Regions from separate parts of the Mus musculus genome. Here all the other regions are linked to region 1. A link is a loop called in an ENCODE intact Hi-C map of the cell type or tissue named here. Cell type or tissue: heart. All regions are shown on one strand. Each heading gives the region's core, and the rest is flanking DNA. Links, peaks and the distances in the headings are about the cores only.

Region 1 (4,194 bases), core at 559-3,058:
GCAAAAGTATCCTAGGAAGAGTGTGGGAAGGAAAAGTGAGTGGTTAGATGGCATTTAGGGTCCTGGGGTGGGAAGCAGGCTAAGAGACAAACAGCATCATCCTTTAAAGCTTGCTTCAGTCTTTGTCACATCTCCTGTGACCATCCTTCACCAGGCATAGATGCCTGAGGCCTTACCTATCCTTCAAGATCACATGAGGGCAAAGGCCTCCTGTCTTACCTGAACTTCAGGAACAGTTTCTAGTCAGACTCGTAGGATGGGCTAAGGGGCTATGGCCCCCAGGAACCCAAGAAATGGTACATTTCCCCAGATTTTCCTGAAGCCACCCAGGGGCATCATGAGTCCATCTACTCCTCTCTGCTGAGATCCTGTCAGATCCAGGAGTGAGGTCAGCAGCTGTGCTTTATTAGCTACAAAGCAAGATCCATGGAGGCCTCTGCTGAAGAGACCCTTCTGCTCCTCATTCACGCTCAGTTCCCGGTGTGAGCAGCAATAGTGTGCACAGGGCATAGGGCTGAAGCCTGGTCATGGACGACTGCTGTGCTTAGCACAAGTACTGAGTGGGACCCCAAACACCTAAGCTGGCATTTAAAGCAAACCTGGCTCCCTTCTACCAGAGAGATCAGTGCTCAGTAACTTGACACTGGGGGCTACCAACTGACTGATTTCTGACTTGACCCATGGATCCTTCCACTGTGAGAAGCCTGCCCCCTAGCTTCAAGGAGGCCAGCATGTACAAAAGGGGCACTCTGGTGTAGGTAGCACATTCCCAGTGCCTGCTATAACTGCTTCTCTGTACTGGGTGCTTTGAAAACGCAGATCCCAGATCACTTTGTAAACCATTTCCTTCTGATCCCAGCTACTACTCTTGTAAAATTATCGAGAAAGGCTTGGAGTTTCAGGCAGACTACCTCCTTAGTAAAGGACAGAAACTTTTGGTTCACAACACCGATCCATGCTGGAGCCAGTAACTGGCTCTTCCAGTTTCAGGGTCTTGTTTAGAAAGGTGTCCCTCTAAGGGCTGATTGCTCCCAGTTATCAGTCCCATGCAGGTTGGATACATGCGGTTGATATTTTCTTTTCAGAGACTGATCCATGGGATGTATGTCTCGACTCAGAGCTAAGGAACATCACAGCTAGGTATGGCTTTTCTTAACATCCACACGCTTGTCTGCTTGGGTGTGTAGATCCTCTGTAACGATTTATCACTTGCATGATGTAGCCACTATGTTCCCTGAGGCCCTCAAACATTGCAGATGCACCTGGGGGTGGGGGGTGGGTGGGGGGGGTGGGGGAGCTGATACAAAGTCTGTGCTTATGTGACTTTCAAAAGCCAACAAAGTACCAAAGTCCTTTAGTCTTGCTAAAAGATCCAAAGGACAGTGGTGACCCCATGGATTAAAGGGGAAAACCAGTTCCCAAAGTATGTTTCTGAGCTATATGACCTTCCCTCCACACACCAGCAAGGTGAACACAGACTGTCCTGTGATGGCTAAGGATTTCAGAAGAAGGCTCTATATGAATTACAGGCCAAAGATGGACAGTTTGCACAGTCTGAACAAAATATAAGTACTCTTACCAATAAATAGGTCTCAAAATGATAAATAAGGCTCTCCCCTGTTGGCAGCCTGGAATCCCAGTGAGAAGTGATGGGCACAGACAGGCACAATGAACTATGTACACAGTGTAAACAGTAAGGCCCTGGGGCGGGGGGGTGGGTGGGAATGGTGAGGGATTCATACAGTTAGGAGTGTGGGGAAGGGGGCAGTGAGCCCAGGGCAAAAACAACAGATTTGTATGGCGGGCATCCAATATACCACCAAAGCTTGCTGTATGGCAGGTCCTATGGCAGTAGGTCCATTGACTTCCTCCAGGTGGCAGTAAGGAGTAAAACTGTCCACGGATCTTTTCCCTGGGAGCAGCAAAACGAGAATTTGTACCTCTTCCCCCCCAAGGGGAGTAGCCATACTTGAAGTCTTCTGCCTAGACATCAGGAGCTGACTAAACAGTTCCTTAGACTGGATGAGAAGGGCGAATCCCGCAGCTCTTCCATTTCAGGAAGAGCTCTGGACAACTATGTCCAGCAGGCGGCACCATAACCCACCACCTTCCGAGTGCTCCGACCCCAGGTCCAGCTCCGGTTGCTTTGAGGTGAGATGGAGCAGCCACCCTGGTCAGAGTTTTGGATCCGAAGGCAGAATCCTATAAAGCACCCCACCTCTGGCCCCAGCACCCTCCTCAGCCTGAGTTTCGGTCCTTAAATGTCAGTCTCCCGGAGGTTGCTGAGGTCGCCCGGCTCATAAGCCTGGCAGATGACAGCCTCTGCCCCGTCTTGGGGAACATTTAGGGACACTGCTTCTACCTCCGAGCGCAGGGCACACGCAGTCTCCGCGCGCCGCGCGCCCCCAGAGCGGAACTTATGGGACAGGCTGGACACCTTCGCACGCAGCTGGGTCGTGGGTCTCTGTAGCGGCCCAAGCAGCCTCCACTCCCGGAGGGCGGAGGCTGGCTTTCGACGGCCGGAGACCGAAGCCTGCGCCTCCGGCGTGTCTACGGAGCCCGGGCCTGGGTGTGCAGTGAGGGCTAGGGGAGCCCCGGGGGGTGCGATGCGCGGGCTGGGGGCACAGTCGGAGCGCGGGTCGCCGGTCGAGGCTCGCCAGTGGTGGCCGTAGACTCGCCAGAGGCGGCGGCGGCGGCGGCGACACTGGCAGCGCAGGAGGCGGAGGAAGGCGCGCTTGAACTCGCGACTGGAGCAGGGGTAGATGAGCGGGTTCACACAGCTATTGAAGTAGCCCAGCCAGAAGATGACCTTGAAGACGCCCTCTGATGGTTTCAGCTGAGGGAACAGAGAACCTGCGGAGAACAGAGACCAGGCTAGTTAACTGATGGGGTTAGGAGGGAGGTTGACAAAGGACTGCTGCCGACCTCAGAAGCTGAGTCACGAGGTGGGTGCTATCAAGGGGGCGGGAGTGTTTCTCTCTATGAACATAGATGGGGAAAAAGAACCATCTTCTCTTGTTTTCCGAGTTCGACCTGTTAGAAAACTATTTGGGCACAGGCAACGAATCCCAACCAGAAAGAGACCAAACCACATTCAGCCAGTTTCGTATAGAAACTGGAGACTGCGTGTGCCCTGAGCTCGAAAAGTGGAAACAATGTCCCTAAACGTTCCCCAAGATGGGGACAAAGGCTGTCATCTGCCAGGCTCATGAGCCTGGAGACTACAGCAACCGCCCAGAGACTGCCAGAAACCGGCTCCACCAGTCTTTGCTGCGGAGCCTAGTTACTGCCGCCAGTGTGGAGGTCTCTCTGCTGAGGGCGGTCTCTAGAGGACGCCAGCAGGTCTTGTTCTTTAAGACGTTGATGTGGAAGTACGATTCTGCTACAAGTCTCACGTAAAAATATTTTGACAACCTTTTCCAGCAAAATGAGTTCATTAGCAATCTTTTGTACAGCATTTTACAGCACTCAGTCTCTGCAGTGTACTCTACTGCCTAAGCACAGAAAGGGAGAGGTTTGCTCAGTGCTCGGTACTGTAGAGGAGTCGTGAAACTGTGGTGCTGGCTCTGGGTGACAGTGTGACTACCAATGGGGCACAGGGCTGATCGTAGGCTCAGCGACAGCTTCCAACCATCTCAGACTTAGGCAGGATGGGACAGGCACGGAGCCTGTGGCTATCCTGTAGGGTGAGCTCACATCTCATCTAGGCTCCATAATGGAGGACCTTGAATTAAGGCACAGCTTTCCTTCAGTGGGGGAGTTAGAGCTCTGGTTATTTTTAAGCTGGTGAGAGACCCAGTTCAGAGCACAATACCCATGGCTGTCAAAATGTAGCCCTGTAGGGCTGTGCCCGGGAAAGTGTTGAGGAAAAGCTGGGATGGTTTTAGGTGGGGGAACAGAACACCAGACAAGTGCAAACGGGCACTAAGACCTGGTTTTCCACAAATATCTCCATTAGTATCCCCAATACGGACTCCAAGGAAGCCGTTCTCAGGGGAAGGAGACTGAGTGCAAAGGTGCTGCCTAGAGGTCACCTCTCACCTATCTCATCCTCAGCACAAGCGTCACTCTGGACAAAGCCTGCAGATCTGAGAGACAGAGAAGGCCAGGCATGGCATTCTCTGACAAATTCTCCCCCTGATTTACCCCAATATGGCAGAGACCCTTGCATATCACCTACTACCCACATGGAGA
Region 2 (4,194 bases), core at 831-3,330, 120 kb after region 1:
ATGATCAAATCAAGCAGTCATCCTTACTTTAGGCATCCATAACTTCTCAATGATAAGACCTTCAAGGCTCTGCCTTCTGGCTTCTTGAAGATATCATTGACATTTAATTTTCTTTAATCTGTTGCTTTGTTTGCCTGTAAGTGCTTGCTAGAGTTTGCTACAGGAATGGACCTTTGTTTGGAGCTGCGGAGAGGTGGGTAACCCTCTAGGTTAGTGTCTCTCAGCCTTCCTAATGCTGTGATCCTTTAATATAGTTCCCCATGTTGTGGTGACCTCAAACCACAAAATTATTTCATTGCTACTGTAACTGTAATTTTGCTACTGCTATGAATCATGATGTAAATATCTGATGTTTTCTGTTTAGGTGCCACCTGTGAAAGGGTCATGTGACCCCTAAAGGGGCTGCAGCTCACAGGTTGAGGCCACTGTTCTAGGAGGCGAAGCATGTGAGGAAGTTTGTAGGTCAGCAGGTGCACCCCTGAAGGTGACTTAGGATGTAAAGGCAGAAAACTGGGGAGATGAGAAGGCGAGGCAGTCTCTTAGCTTGGAGTCTGGTGGAAGCTTCTCACCAGCAGTGAAGTGGAGGTCTCTCTGCCTTCCTAGGCATAAACATGCACTTTTCTAGGAACCACCCGAAATGCCAGTTAGAGTGAAAGGTGAGACTCATGGCTTTTGGTTGTTACTTGGTCAGATTATAATTCTATGGGAGGCACCTCTGGAGTCATCCCACAATCTCACCTATCAAAAGAGAGGGGGAGAGTTTCTTAGCAACCTGCTGAGCTATAACTTGAGAGCCACTAAAATGGTATATGTGGCTAATGCTCTGTAAACTATTAATTGTGATTCTCATTTGAGCAGCTCAGACACACACTTGGTGTGTCTCATTCTCTGCAACCCTCCTTTCCCAAGTCTATGCCCATACTTGGGCCTACCTAATTCTCTGTGAGGCTATGAGGAGACCACGTTGATGCTCTGGGGTACCCCTTTTCTTGACTTGCATGCCTTTCTCTCTCTCACTATCATTAACATCTCATACATCTTCGATCTGCTTTCTTGTACCTGGTGGTCCTGAAATTCTTTTCAGTGTCAGATCCATGAATCTGGCTCTGGCCTGAACTGAGATCTCTGAAGGTGTTAAAGGGATTTCTCTGTCTGCCAGGGGCGGTGGCCTGCAGCTGTGTCTCTGTCCTCATGTCTCTGTGGATAGTGTGGCCTCACTCCCCCTTTTCTCATCTGCTTCCAGACCACGGGAAAATGTTTTTGTTCTGCCACACATTGTGCCAAAGCCATAGGGCCATTAATCATGGGCAACCCCCCTAAAATGGTGCTGAAAACAAGCCCTTCAGTAAGGGGATTCTCTTAGGTCTTTGTTACAGTACGAGGATGCTAGGCAACATGGTACCATACTTTAAGATGTTTCTAACTTAAAGGATATGGACTGAGCTAGCTATTGAGCTGAAAAATAATAGCTGTATTATATTGAAAATATTTTTATGTAGCATATTCTGATCATTGTTTCCCATCTGTGAAAAATTGTGCTGGAATTTTGATGAGGACTTCATTGAATCTGTATATTGCTTTTGATAGGATGGCTATTTTCATAGTATTAATCCTAATGATTCATGATCATGGAAGATGATTCCATCTTCTGATATCTTCAAGTTCTTTCTTCAATGTCTTTAAGTTTTTATTATACAGATCTGTGGGGGTTCGAATAGGTATGGCCCCCAAAGACTCATGTGCATGAATACTTGAACCATAAGGAGTGGCACCATTAGGAGGTGTGGTCTTGCTGGAGAAAGTGCATCTCTAGGAGGTGGGCTTTGAGGTCACAGAAGCTCAAGTCCAGGCTCAGTGGCATTCTCTTCCTGCTGCCAGTGGGTCAAGATAGAACTCTCAGCTCTAACTCCAGCACCATGTCTACCTGCATGCTGCCATGCTTCCCACCTCAAGGATAATGGACTAAACCTCTGGAAGTGTAAGCCAGCCCCAGTTAAATGGCTTCCTTTGTAATAATTGCTGTGATCATGGCATCTCTTAGCAGCAATAGAAACCCTACCCAAGACAAAGTTTTATACTTGCTTTATAAGAGTTATCCCAAAATATATTTTTTTGAGGTTATTGTGAAAGACATTATGAAATCAATACCTTTAATTGGTGTACTCTATAAAATGTGTACATTTCAAGGAGCCCTCAAAACACTTGAACTCATTTGCTTTGTAGCTTTACATCCAACACGAGGGCAATGGTCCTCAAGCCAAAACATCTACCCTAGAAACCTTGTTATATAGACAGAGTTCTGGCACCACCCATGGGTGGTTGAGTTAGGTTGCAAGTTCTGTTATGAGTTCAGAAATGGCTTCCCTTCTTTCTAACTGCTTTTCCTTAACATATAATTCTCCATTGTAATGGGTTTCATTATGACATTTTCACAAATATGCATAATGTGTTTCAATTATATTTACCCCCCCCCCCTCTCTCTCTCTCTCATTGATTCTTTTTCTCTTATCAACTTGCCCTGGTTTTACTTTCTCATTGTGTTTGTGTGTGTGTGTGTGTGTGTGTGTGTGTGTAAGAGAGAGAGAGAGAGAGAGAGAGAGAAGAGATGGTTTCATTGGGCTTATTAACAGGAGCTTGGCTAATGGATGTTTTCGGGAACTCAGGCACCTTGCCAATGACTACATCCCTGCAGAAAATGTCTCTCCCTCCCCTATTAACCATTAACTGAGAATACTCAGAGAAAGGTGGGGAGTCATGAACCCCAATTCCCTCCATAACAGAATGACTGACTCAGTTCTGTTCACATAACCACAGTTGTCCTGAGATTAAGAGTGCAACAGACCTATCATGCTGGAAAGTCAGTATACCACAGCCTGCACTTCTGCCATTCTTCCGGCTCTTATACACTTTGGCCACTTCTTCAGTAACACTTTCTGAGACATCGAGGGAGTGATATCGATGTCCCACTTACCGATGAGATCACTCATTCTCATCACACTTACTATTTATAAGCATTTCTAGTTAATGTCTCTGACCAAAGCTGAGAACAATGTCAATCTATGGGCATTATTATAGCTATTTAGAAGGTAGTATCATTTAGAAGGCCATATAATGTCTACTTGGAAAAACACAGCATCAGGCTCCCAACTGGAGCCTATGACCCACCAACCATGGCCTTTTGACTGGGTTTATACTACCAGATGTGAATTTTCTTACACGGAGTAGGTCATAAAGCCAACCAGAAAATAGTTGATTATCCCATAATGGCCTTACCAGTATGGCCCAGTCAGTGGACCCTGTCTAGTTAGCAGGCATTGCTGCACACAGGGTCCTCAACAGAGTAAGATTATTGACAGTTCTTCCCAGCAGCCTATAGCACCTTCTGGTGCCCTACAAGCCAGCCAGAAGCAGGAAGCTCTCAGCTCAGTAGCAGCTTGATTTCTCTGTCTTTGGAACAACTTTATCCACCCACATCACACCTCCACTCAAAGTCATTTAAGTTTCTTTATTGTCTTGTCAAGTATTCAATTTTCTTATGGTTTTTTCCCATGCATTATTTGTTCTGGGTGGCCTTCATCACCATTTTACCCAAGCTTCCTTCCCTTTTCTCATCTCTCTGTCTACTCTCTGGCATAAACCTTTCCACTCCTAGTAATTCCTCTTCTATTTCTGTATCAATCGCATGCACTACAACCTCCTACCCCACTTAAAGATACATCTCCTCATTTTCATAGGCCACCTTGAGGGACCACATCAAGTTTCTAGTTTTCTGGGCTCAACACAGACTATCTCTCACATACATGCACATACAAATGGTAGAAGCTGAGATTTGTGTATGACAGAGAAACCCTGCTGAGGAATGGCTTTTCTAACCAATGCCCTGATTATGCTGACACCTTTTCTCTGCCTGGGGGCCATGTTTGGAGAACCTCTGCCTGAGAGAAATCTTCCTAAAGAGGAAAAAAATCCTAAAGTTCTAAATCTTCAAACAAACCCACAGAGGGATGATAAATATATACAAGATTCATTTACTAATTTTGAAATCTCGAGGGAATGCACATTTCGTCTCCAGGACCTTAATTCTGGCTTCTCACGCTTTGAGAACTATGTATGTCTTTCAGATGATAAATTTACATCGTAATGGGGATCCATCAATTGGACTTAGGTTTTATACATCTGTAAATATTCAGGATG
Region 3 (4,194 bases), core at 831-3,330, 390 kb after region 1:
CTCCTGTGACGGGAGGGATGGTTAAGGTACAAAGGCTAGAAACTTGAGTTTCTTCATTTCTGTCTCACAATTATCAAAAGCTAGAATTAGCTTCTGCCCTATGTTTCTGTACTTCTATTTGAACTGGATAACAGAGAGACAATCTAAACATTCTCTTAGGCTGCAGATAAGAGAAGTAGGCTCCATTCCAAAGTGGGAAAGAAATTCTGCTAGCATTGTTTAAATCAGGCAAAATTTGTTCCTGAAGTTGCTTTTTACCCCAGCAGACATAAACTGCGATAGCTTCAGCTTGCACTGTGGATTTTCTGTATAGAATATATAAAACATAACTTCAAGCTTATGTCTTCTTTTTAAAACATCTGAAGTATGGGACGCCCTGGCCGTTCCATCCAGTACTAAATGCTTACCGTGTGACCCTTGGGCTTTCAGCGTGCACTCAGTTCCGTAGGATTCCAAAGCAGACCCCTAGCTGGTCTTTGAATCTGCATGTACTTCACGTTTTCTATATTTGTAACTTTGCATGTATTTTGTTTTGTCATATAAAAAGTTTATAAATGTTTGCTATCAGACTGACATTAAATAGAAGCTATGATGAACACCTGGCGGGGTTTGTTCTCTCTCCAATGCTCCGAGTCCACTGTTTATCGCCAGGGTGGCTTGGGCTCATTTCACATCCCTGTCCCTGAGGGGCCTCGGGTCTTACCTCTGGTCCTGTCTTGTTTCCACTGGCTTTGCATCTTCCCCTAAGTTATACTTAGCCCTGCTGAAACACAAAAGCACTCCTGGGGAGGAGGGGTGGGGAGAGGAGACAAGGGGGTGGGGAGTAGAGTTCTCCTGCTCGGGAAGAGGTTTGTTTCCTTTTCTTTTCAATGTGTATCAGTGTTTTTGCCTACATATATGACTGTTCACCACATACATTGCCCTCAGAGGTCAAAAGACAGATCAGATCCCCTGGAACTGAAGTTACAAATGGTTGTGAGCCACTGTGGGTTTGGGGACTCAAACTAGGTACTCTGAAAGAACAGCCACTGCTTCAACTCCAGGGGGAGTGGTTTTTGTCCTGAATCCAGATTCATTTTTTCCTCTCCTCTCTCTCCCTCCCCTCCCTTCTTCCCCATTTGTTTGGACATACTGATCTACACCTCAATCCTTAATTATTTTGAGATCATGTTAATTTTTCTTACTGAACGTCAAAGGCTATTCTGGAACTCACCAGGTAATCTAGACTGGACTTGAGCCCAAACTGTTTCTCCTGCCCCAGTCTTTCTTGTGCTGGCATTGTAAATGCTAACTCCCATACCTGGCTCAGACATAACTGTTTTTTGTTTTTTTGTTTTTTCTTTTGAGACAGGATATTTTTACATAGTCCTGGTTGTCCTTGGAACTCACTATGTCAAACAGGCTGGCTTTGAACTTACAGAGATCTGCTTGCCCCTTGCCTCCTGAGTGCTGGGATTACAGGTCTACACATCTTAGAAATAGATTTTCTTGATTAAAATGAAACTTAAGCTCCAAAGTGCCTGTTTTAAGCCCTCATAGCTCAGATTTTGCAATTTCAGGCTCAACCTTTTGGCCCAAAAGGCCACACTTGCAATTCACTTTGCATACCTGTGTCCATTGTAAGGGAAGGCACGGGCTCATGGTGCAGGTGTCCATTGTGAGAAGGCACAGGCTCATGGTGCAGGTGTCCATTGTGGGAAGGCACCAGTGCAGCTATATGATGCTCACTACTAGGGATTTTCCTGAGCAGCCATCATGTACAAAGGCATGAAACTTGAAGAAGTGGTGGAAACCACAACGTGATAGCGCCACCTGCAGGCCCGTAAGGATCACCCAACCCTGCTGGGGAAAATCCCACTCACAGAATTAAGACAGTCCTGATATTCACAGGTCATATAGGAGAGCTCTTGGGGAGCAACTCCACCAAGCAGAAAAGAAGCCTAAAGACAAAGATCTGGGCAAGTGCTTTTTCTTAAAGTCAGGGAGGAGTACACAGAAGGTAGTGGGGGATGGGGGTACTTGGGGGTGTCTTTCGATGCTACTAGATCAGTCAGCAGTGTAAGGTGGCAGCTTTGACCAGAACAGGTCTGACCACACTGGTTCACCTGCTCCGTTGGACAGGGTACAACGGTAGAGGATGCTGAGGCATTGATGCCCACCTCCTGCAGGACTCAGTCAGTCAGTCGACTTTGTACCAGGAATGAAAAGATAATGCCTTGAGACAGCATTAATTGCAAAACTAAACAAACAACACAAACTCAAAAGCTTGACTTAACTGAAAATACCCTTCAGGATCAATCCTTAACGAAAGTTTAACCATTTTCATGCTACCTTTTGGGCATTTTCCTACTTATTTAGAAGTAAACTCTTCATTGGCAGTCATAATTTTCTCAGCTGCTCCACTAAACGAGAAGACCACGTCAGAATGAGCAACTGGGGTCACCACCTAGCTGGCCCACCTTTCAAGAACTGCAGATTCTACAGAAAGAATTTTTACTTAAAGAATAACGACTGCTAGGGAGACAGCTCTGTCTGGGCTTGCTTGGCAAACATAAAGGACAGGACCACTCGATCCCCAGAACCCACATTTAAAAGTCAGACATGATAGTGTTCACTTGAACTGCAGCAAGCACTGGGGAAGTGGACTTGCTGGCTAGCCAACCTAGCCTGCTCAAGGGGCTCCGGGACAATGAACAATGAGAGGACCTGTCACAAAAACAAAGTAGATGGCTTCTGAAGAATGACACCCAAGACCTCTAACCTCTGCATGCACCCACACATGAACATACCCACAGAGAGGGTTTTTTTTTTAAGAACTTAAGTAAATATGACTGTCCTTATCTGTCCCCAACAGAGTGTTCTAGAGAACAGCCAGGCACCGACTTTATCTTCCCTTCTCCTTCAAGGACTTCAAGGTGCCCTCTGCCTTTGAAGGAAAAAGATCTGTACAACTATCTACTTTATCAGGAACCTTAATTCAGGACCCCAGCTTTTCCAGACTCACAGCCTGACCTGACCAGCTAACCCGAACAATTTGTGATCATTTTCCAAGTACAGCAGGTGACCTCTCTTGCTACCCAGAACTCTACTCCACACTGGAATTTGGCTGCTCTACCCTATTTCCATCTATGAGTTCCACCCACATTGTCCAGGAAAACCACCATCTGGCTGGCTTTCATGGATTTGTAGGATGCCTCTTGAATGGAGTAGGGCTCCTTGAACCTGTACGTATTGTACGTATGACTCTGCTGGTCCCAACTCCTGGGTCTTATAAGTTCCTAGATGATGCTGTGCTGAACCCATCAAGCACAAGGCCTTGTATGTCCACACACTGGAAACTATATCTGAAACCCCTGGGAACTTGCTATACAATGTGATGGGTCCCACCCATAGAGTTTCTGATTCCTGAGACTGGGGATGGGGCCTGGAAATGTACGTTTCTAACAAATTCCCAGATAATAACATGTTGCTGATGCAGACATTATCCAGAGAAATCTCCTGCCCTTCTGGAAAATCAAGAAACCGAAGGCTGCCCAGCTCTGACACACAAAGTGACCAGATATCTGTCTGGGAATACTCCCTTAGAAGGAGAGAATTGGGCAAATGACAAAAGGCATGTGGAGGGTGTGGGTGAGCCCTGCTGTGTGAAAGCCATGAAGCCCAGCCTAGTCCTGAGGTCCACCGTTACTGAGAGGTTTAATTAGTCCACATGAAAGCCATCCCGCCAATGCAGGCTTCTGGAACTGACATGTGCCTAGGTCACTTAGGCTAGTTAAACACGGGCCCTGAGACTGCAGGCCTGGGTGGGCTCTGTAGTTCCCAGAGTCTGTGGGGTCTGCAAGCTCCCAGGTGATAAATGGCTGCTAAGCGGAAAACCAGAAGCTGAAAATCAAAGATGCCAAGGTTCGAGTCACCTGTACTCCCCTAGCCTTGGACAGGCATTTGGCGGAGTCATCAAGGGAGGGTGCAGAACCTGGCAAAGGAATCTCAGGCTCTCTGGTTTCTTTCCCTTTGTTTGTAAGGGGGATTTCTGATAGGATCTTAAGTAGCCCTAGCTGATGCATGGAATTCTTCCTACCTCTCAGGCTCAGCTACCCTCTATCACTCCTAAGGAGTTCTCCTAGTCAAGAGAATTAGTGCCCTATGGGCAGTGGGCTCGTAGCTTACTTCAGAACTGGCATCATCAACTCACTT

Evidence for each region. Hi-C counts contacts between places; a loop is a spot of excess contacts. Peaks named below come from ENCODE experiments on the same cell type or tissue, not always from the same donor. Only the 100,000 strongest peaks of a DNase experiment are listed, where the experiment ranks them.
Region 2: a loop joins it to region 1, with 2.8 times the contacts of the local background. A loop is called at or near these places in 5 of 42 quality-filtered maps.
Region 3: a loop joins it to region 1, with 3 times the contacts of the local background. A loop is called at or near these places in 21 of 42 quality-filtered maps.

Annotation. Positions count from the first base shown.
Region 1 is chr2:131,543,688-131,547,881 of GRCm38, forward strand. It overlaps Adra1d (adrenergic receptor, alpha 1d), which reads right to left. Exons shown (of 2, transcript NM_013460.5): 2 at 1,670-2,853. The coding sequence ends at 2,258. All of the region lies in intron 1 of Gm39938 (a long non-coding RNA gene), which reads left to right. Among named protein-coding and RNA genes, the nearest start is that of Gm39938, 7.5 kb to the left of the region's middle. In heart, for the core only: a CTCF peak has its summit at 1,973; a DNase peak (open chromatin) is centred at 2,074; H3K4me3 peaks cover 1,265 bases; H3K27ac peaks cover 521 bases; H3K27me3 peaks cover 2,033 bases.
Region 2 is chr2:131,667,655-131,671,848 of GRCm38, forward strand. No RefSeq gene overlaps it. Among named protein-coding and RNA genes, the nearest start is that of Gm30986, 71 kb to the right of the region's middle. In heart, for the core only: a CTCF peak has its summit at 2,305; no DNase peak of the experiment used is centred there.
Region 3 is chr2:131,937,834-131,942,027 of GRCm38, forward strand. All of the region lies in intron 2 of Prn (prion protein readthrough transcript), which reads left to right. Prnp (prion protein) reads left to right here. Exons shown (of 3, transcript NM_011170.3): 3 at 1-603. Among named protein-coding and RNA genes, the nearest start is that of Prnd, 11 kb to the right of the region's middle. In heart, for the core only: a CTCF peak has its summit at 1,828 (motif pointing left); no DNase peak of the experiment used is centred there.